2 separate regions of the Homo sapiens genome follow, and region 1 is linked to region 2. A link is a contact called in ENCODE Hi-C or POLR2A ChIA-PET data. All regions are on one chromosome and are shown on one strand. Each heading gives the region's core, a stretch centred on a gene start or an enhancer-like site at or near the end of the contact. The rest is flanking DNA. Distances are from core to core; before and after follow the strand shown. Region 1 has its middle 45 kb from the start of USPL1. Region 2 overlaps LINC00385 (long intergenic non-protein coding RNA 385).

What was found. Hi-C counts contacts between places; a loop is a spot of excess contacts on that map. ChIA-PET counts read pairs that join two places held with the same protein, here RNA polymerase II (POLR2A). Pooled maps may share reads with other maps.
Region 1: a loop to region 2 is called in a pooled map, with 3 times the contacts of the local background. The contact joins two enhancer-like sites. A Hi-C loop is called at or near these places in 4 of 168 maps with a recorded cell type or tissue (GM13976, MCF 10A, chondrocyte and 1 more), 2 of 37 single-sample maps with no recorded cell type and 7 of 50 pooled maps. POLR2A ChIA-PET finds 5 or more read pairs at or near these places in 5 of 52 experiments (AG04449, CD4-positive, alpha-beta memory T cell, MCF 10A and 2 more).

Annotation. Positions count from the first base shown.
Region 1 is chr13:30,571,634-30,575,101 of GRCh38, reverse strand. It overlaps a transcript of HMGB1 not described here. Among named protein-coding and RNA genes, the nearest start is that of USPL1, 45 kb to the left of the region's middle. Within about 2 kb of position 1,926, at least 9 of the 41 ENCODE cell types and tissues checked have a DNase peak (open chromatin) inside an H3K27ac peak, as active enhancers do.
Region 2 is chr13:30,155,787-30,158,977 of GRCh38, reverse strand. All of the region lies in intron 1 of LINC00385 (long intergenic non-protein coding RNA 385), which reads right to left. Among named protein-coding and RNA genes, the nearest start is that of LINC00385, 3.6 kb to the right of the region's middle. Within about 2 kb of position 1,302, at least 3 of the 41 ENCODE cell types and tissues checked have a DNase peak (open chromatin) inside an H3K27ac peak, as active enhancers do.

The DNA of each region.
Region 1 (3,468 bases), core at 677-3,176, 420 kb before region 2:
ACTTAAAATAATAAACATATGCACACCATGCAGATACTTTTACTCGGAGTTTATATTTTTGGTAGATTTTAATATATCAATTAAGATAAAATTATACAGAATAACTGATTCCCCAACAGACACATCTTTAGTACGAGGCCATTAATAGAATTTTTATGTAGTATATGCATATTACAAAGAGTACATTGTATGGAAAATAAACCAAGCTAGATTCCTGGATTCCTAGCATGGTTTATTTAATGCAAGTATTAAATTAAAAAGTCTGGTTAGCATGCAGTTAGCATCATAAAAAGAATTTCCACATATGACTATAGTAGTATACATTTCTGCAGTAAGGACAGCCCTCTACAAAATTATGAAGTATGTAGGTATCTTGGCACAACCCATAACATTTTTTATTCCAAATATGAGAATTCTTACCACTGAAGGCATTTCATGAAAAGTTGGATCCATAATTCTCCACTAGTCAAGACTTTCAGTAGAATGAGCACCTTATTACATTCATCTTTATTTTCCTATTTCCTAGCAGGGTCATGGAAATTAGCATATTCTCAATGAAAGTTGATAAATGAATGCATTCTGCTAAAAGTAAACATTGAGAAGAAATTTTTACCGTCGATTATGTTGCCATAGTGCTATTATCACAAGAGAATTCATTTAGCAACCATTTATTGAACATCATCTATGGTAGACAGTGTGTTAGCACTAGGAATACAGAACTTAATAAGATGAGCCTTCCAGCAGTGGGATTGGGCAACAGTGGATGCAAGAGGCAAAAGAACTTCAAACAGTTGTGATAAAGAGGAAAGATAGTAATGCTATCAGAGAAATATCTACAAACAAAATAGTGTTATGCTATTAGAAAAATACAGAGTGCTGTGGGAGCCCAGAAGAGAAATTAATTCCAGTTGGACGTAGGAGTGTTTGTCAGGATTTCATATGGGAAGTGGCTTTTGAGTTAAACTTTGAATATCTCACTGGCATCTTGGGCATCTCAAATCCACTGGGTCTATACTTGTGTTCATCATTTATTCATCATTTTCCCCTTCCACCCATTCATCCCCAGCTTGCATGTCTGATAGTCTTGAACATGATTATTGATATTGCCGTTCACTGCTGGGTCCTTCCTTTTAGAAAATGCTAGATTAGGCCGGGTGCGGTGGCTCACGCCTGTAATCCCAGCACTTTGGGAGGCTGAGTTGGGTAGATCACTTGAGACCAGGAGTTCCAGATCAGCCACGGCAACCTGGTGAAACCTCGTCTCTGCAAAAAATACCAAAAAAATTAGCTGGACGTGTTGGCGCATGCCTGTAGTCCCTGCTACTTGGGAGGCCGAGGTGGGAGGATCACCTAAGCCCATAAAGTTGAGGCTGCAGTGAGCCATGATCGTGCCATTGCACTCCCACCTGGGTGGCACAGTGAGACCCTTTCTCCAAAAAAAAAAAAAAAAAGAAAATGCTAGATTCATTTGACTCCTTTTCTTTCCTCTCCAGTATTTATTTGGTCACTTTAGTTATGTGAAGTTTTGAATAATTTCCAATTTTTTACAAATTATATGGTTTGTATGTAATGAAAAGCTTATCAAAAATGTTTCAGTTTATCAGTCTACTAATCAAATATTTTTAAACTTTTAAAATTATACACAGAAATGTGGTCCTATTTTGAAACAATTCTCTCATTTTTTTCACATTAAAAAGTTCAATTCTGATTTCTAAAAATCAGAAAATCATAAAGAATTTATTATGGAGAAGCTATCCTGGTGTACAATTATGACAGTATTTTTATTTTAAATGATACTGTCCTTCTAAGAATGTGTTTCTGTCAATTTGTCCTTATCTCTACAGAACCCTGAAATTGTAGCACTACTGTAGTGTTTCTAGAGAGTAATACGTTTCTGCTGCCATTTGGAGGAGCCTGCATCACAGAGTAATGAGTTGAGTCTGACTTACAAAGATGCCTCCTTTGCAATTCAGACCCCCCAGAAGAATTTGCAGTCAAATTCCTATAATTAATGAGTTGTGTCTTCTAGATTCCTTTAAGTACTACATCTAATGGAAGTTACAATTATAACTTAATTATTTTAAATAGTAGAGATTCTGATGGTGTGCTTACACCACTGAAACAAAAGATATTCTGAAAACTGAAAGTGAAACTGTCAGCCCTTGGCATCTGTAGTTAACAAACTACTCAAGAGTTTTGTTGCTAGATATCTAGATAATTGTGAGAATAAGCCAAGAGTGTGGGAGGCTTGCTTTGCTCTTCAGATGAAATGGCTTAAGTTTTGCCAAAATCCCTGAAGGGTAATCACGGTCTCTTTTAATCCCAAGTTTCAGATAATACCCACAAATAACTTATTCTTTAGAGTGGTCTTTGGAATTAGAGAAAGCAGAAATGTATTAAAATGTATTTCATTCACTTTGTTCCTGATCCTTACACCAGGGTCAACGGAGTCACTAAGAATTAGCAAAGTTCATTGGTAAGAGATTTACCCTTCTGATATCTTGCTCTGGTGAAATACTAGAAAAATGTCTTAAGAAGTAAAAGGCAGATGTGAGAGTTAAAGGAAATTTCAGTTAATTAGCAGAGTTGCATTAAAATAATCTTACCATGGATCATGAAGTCTTGAATTCTAAATTTGCCTTTGCTGGTATAATCCTAATTAGATATTTTACTTAATTTTTGAAATTTCATAATAAATAACCCAGCTTCTATCAACAAAATGAAGACTTTGCATTTAGAATTGCCTTCAAAATGCAATCAATTCCAATGTCATTACAAAATGTAACTGAACGGTCTCTGAGAGCTAAGTTGAACACTTTATCTCTGAGATGTCGTTGCATTCTATTGCAGTTATTTTCTGACATGTGTGGGGGAAGAAAGGTATTTCCTACTTTGAGCATTTATCAACACACTTACCCTGATACCCATGAACAGTCCCACCTCTGCCTGGCATTGTTTTATACTTGCTGTTGTCACATTCATTCTTCAAGTTTTAACTCAAAGTCAGTTCTTTGAAGTCATGCTTACTCTCCCATCATGAACTTGCAAAATTAGGCCTGAAGCTATTTTATTTGCTCCCAAGTAATATCTGCTATTCAGGTATATATCAACACAGAAATTGCCTCAGGTGTAGTCTCACAATGTAGACAACTGAGTTTATCATACACCAAATTTACTAAAAGCAAATATAAACATACTAATCCATTAAATTATTTTAATATATATACGAAACTCATTATAAGTGTAGGAACGTAAATATTATTATTATACTATAAAAATATAAAGTAATACTTCTAAAATACATATACTCTTCATTTGTTAATCTTCCTTAATCCTGAACTATTTTCATTTTCTGCTTAGGTAATCTTAGTTTTCTGTAGATTCAGATGGATTTAAATGTTTTTTGTAAACCTGCTTGTGGCTTCAAAACCACTAGGCACTATGCCAGCTATTAAAAGTAGATTTTTA
Region 2 (3,191 bases), core at 53-2,552:
ACACTGCCATATTTCTTACCAGGAGATGGCTCTCTTACCTCATTTCCAAACTGTACTACTTGGAGGAAAAGTTATTGATCAAACTAGTTTGTGGTCTTGCTGAGGAAAAATGCCTTCTGAACTCAGCTGGAGGAAACCACCAGGCAATGTGCCCTCATTGACCCTGCCCTGTGGTTTATAACAATGGGCCACCAGCATCCATGACTGGAGACCCTCCTCCCATTCTGCCATTCTGCCTCCTGAAGAATGCACTCCTAGACTAGCATGGAAGACATGGATCTTTTCTACCCCCAACATCCCAATGAGACCATCCTTAAATCAATGAAGCATAGCACTAAGGTCTGAATGTTTGTGCCTCTACCCCAATTCATATGCAAAATCCTAACCCCCCAGGTGATGGTATCAGCAGATGGGGCCTTTTGAGAGGTGATCAGGTCATGAGGACAGAGCCCTCATGAATGGGACTAGTACCCTTAGAAAAGAGACTGCAGAGAGCTAGCCAGTGCATACCACCATGTGAGGACACATGGAAGGTGTCATCTATGAGGAAGAGGCCCTCACCAGACACTGCTAGTGGCTTGATCTTGGACTTCCCAGCCTCTGGAACTGTGGGAAACAAATGTTTGTTGTTTATAAGCTGCCTCATTTATGGTATTTTTGTTATGCCAGCCCAAATGAAGAAAACAGAATATTTTTTTCTGTTTCAGAAAAAAATTTTCTGAATTTTTTTTCTGTTTCAGGAAAACAGAATAATTTTTAAAATACCTAAATGAGCATTAAAGTAAAATAGGAACAGTCACTTCCAAGATGGTTGGCTACAGTGTTCTTCTCCAACTAACCCTCCCCTTGAGAACAACTAGAAAACTGCATAAAATATTTTCGAAACTCTGCTGAGGGTATCAGAGTGCTCCCAGGGCAGTGAGGACTTGAGGAACCAAAATCAAGAGGAGAAGGGGATCACAGAGAGGGTGCCGGACATTCAGGTCCACTTTCCCTGCTGAAGCATTTGCCAATTCAGAGTGTCGGTGGAGGGGCTGAGAAGCTGAGTAGAACTTTGGGCAGTCTCACAGGGCTGGGGAAACACACCTCAGTGTTCAGGCCCTGCTGTGCAGGAGGCGGCCAGGCAAGCACTCCAGACTTTCAGGTGGGGCAGCGGACGGGATATCCCCAGGCAAAACGCTGAACCAGAAATAGACCCATCTTCACAAAGACCGAAACCAGCTTTGAATCAGCTCATCCAGTCTGGCTTAAGACAATCTGCCCCTGGCCTAAATGCCTGCCAAAAGCAAAAGTAAATCCTCTGCAGGCAGGCGGATAACATCATCTAGTATCTCAGATTATATCAATGATGTTGTATTTAGAATATCTGGTATTCAAAACAGAGAGATAGGTGTGAGACCCAGTTTGGGAACTGGCCCGGGGGTCTGGTTCAGCATATGATTTCTCATGAGGTGGGCAGTTCTTTGCAGAGGGGCCCATGTGATGGTGCTAACAGTGTTAGCTGCGGTGCAGAGGATGGTGTGAGCTGTGCACACTCTCTCATCTTCTCCAAACAACAGCTCGGGTGTCGCTGTTGTGATCTTTCTCATTTCACAGGTGAGAACACAGGCTGGGGGGTCTGACTTATGTCTATCTGACTACATAGCCTGCTTCTCCGCAGGGGCTCTTATTTGTGAATGTTGTGGGGTGACGGGCTCAAGGAAGATACTCACTCTGCGACTTAGCTTCAGGGCCTGGCTTAAGACTTGTTAAAGGAAACACTCATTTATCGGACGTCACATGCAGACAGCTCCTGGGTCTAAGAGGTACAGAGCACCACATCTGCAGGGGCGGCATGTCATACCACTTGGCTGGAGCTCCAGTGTCAACTTGCTGACGGCTGCTAATGCTGAGCAACGGTTGCCCGAACGTGGGACTGAATTCCTCCTCATCTCCTGGGAGGCCGGCATGGAAGGTGAAGCAGATGCCTTCACACCTCTGGGACCATGGACTGGGGGCCCTGCAGTGGGTTTCCCAGGCACGCCCTCAGGGAGTCCAAGCAGAAACCTGGAGCCCCGAGAAAGCTCTCTTGGGAAGTCACTGGGAGCTGCAGGATGTTCTTAGCAAGCACCTCATTCAGAGGGTTTTGAATTGGGCTCCTTGGGCCCTGGAAGTTCTTTGGAGCAATGCGGGGTGGGGCGGGGGAAAGGGGACAGGAGGGCTCGGCCCTGCCCAGCCCCGGATAAGCAGTATGTTTCACCCTGATCTGCTTTTTACATTGATGTTACACATAAGATTTTATTGTTTAAAATGTTTAACTTTTTTTTAATTTAAAAAAAGAGTCCAACTCTTTTTTTAAAAAGCTGCAAGATGGCCTTTCTGATCTAAGCTTATTGGAGAGATGAATATCTCAGGCCCAGTGAGGGTAGCTGATGTCTCCACACACAGAGACAATGGCAGAGCCATGAGCGTGGTTTTTCCCGACGACTTCCCCTGCCCTGAGTCAGGCCTGTAAAGACGGTACTAAAATATACACTGGATGATGTGTGTTGATGCTGAGCCTAGAAGACACGCCAGATTGTCCTCTACCCCAGACAGAAAGTAGTGACAGCCAGGCTCCAGAGGCAGGTATGGGCCAGCTAGTTATGACGGTGTTTTAATAGCAGGGCAGGGTTAAGGTCAGGAAGTTCTCTTCCTCTGAAATAGCTGGCCCCACAGCACAATGCCTGCCGGTCTGATGCCTAGGTCCAAGGCAAGAGGCGGCTTCCTCTTGGCCAGGACCCGCCTGGTCCTCAGCCTCCTTCGCTCTTCCCTTCCCTGAACCCCTTCCCAGAGTGGGGTTGGGGCAGGGGTCACCGACAGAGCCTCTTCTAGTTCTTATTTCCCCTTCCAGAGCCCTCCTCAGAACTCACCGGTGACTGTCAACAAAATGCCCCTAATTTAACTTTGGGAGTAATGAATCAATCTGGGTAAAATACCTATGCATTTTAGGAAGAAGAGAGAGCATTTCGGTGTCTCCTCCATCTTCTGTGAGTCAGGGCCTGCTCAGGTGGCCAGAGCAGGCACCTCAAGGAGAAATGCCTCAGCCCGTGTGGAGGTCACAAATTCCAAAAACATTCTTCTCCCCACAACTTTTTCCCCTTTAATGACACTTGCTATAAATTGCCAGATACTTTAAGTACTTAGGGCTGACTGCTTTTCCTCTTCCCAGC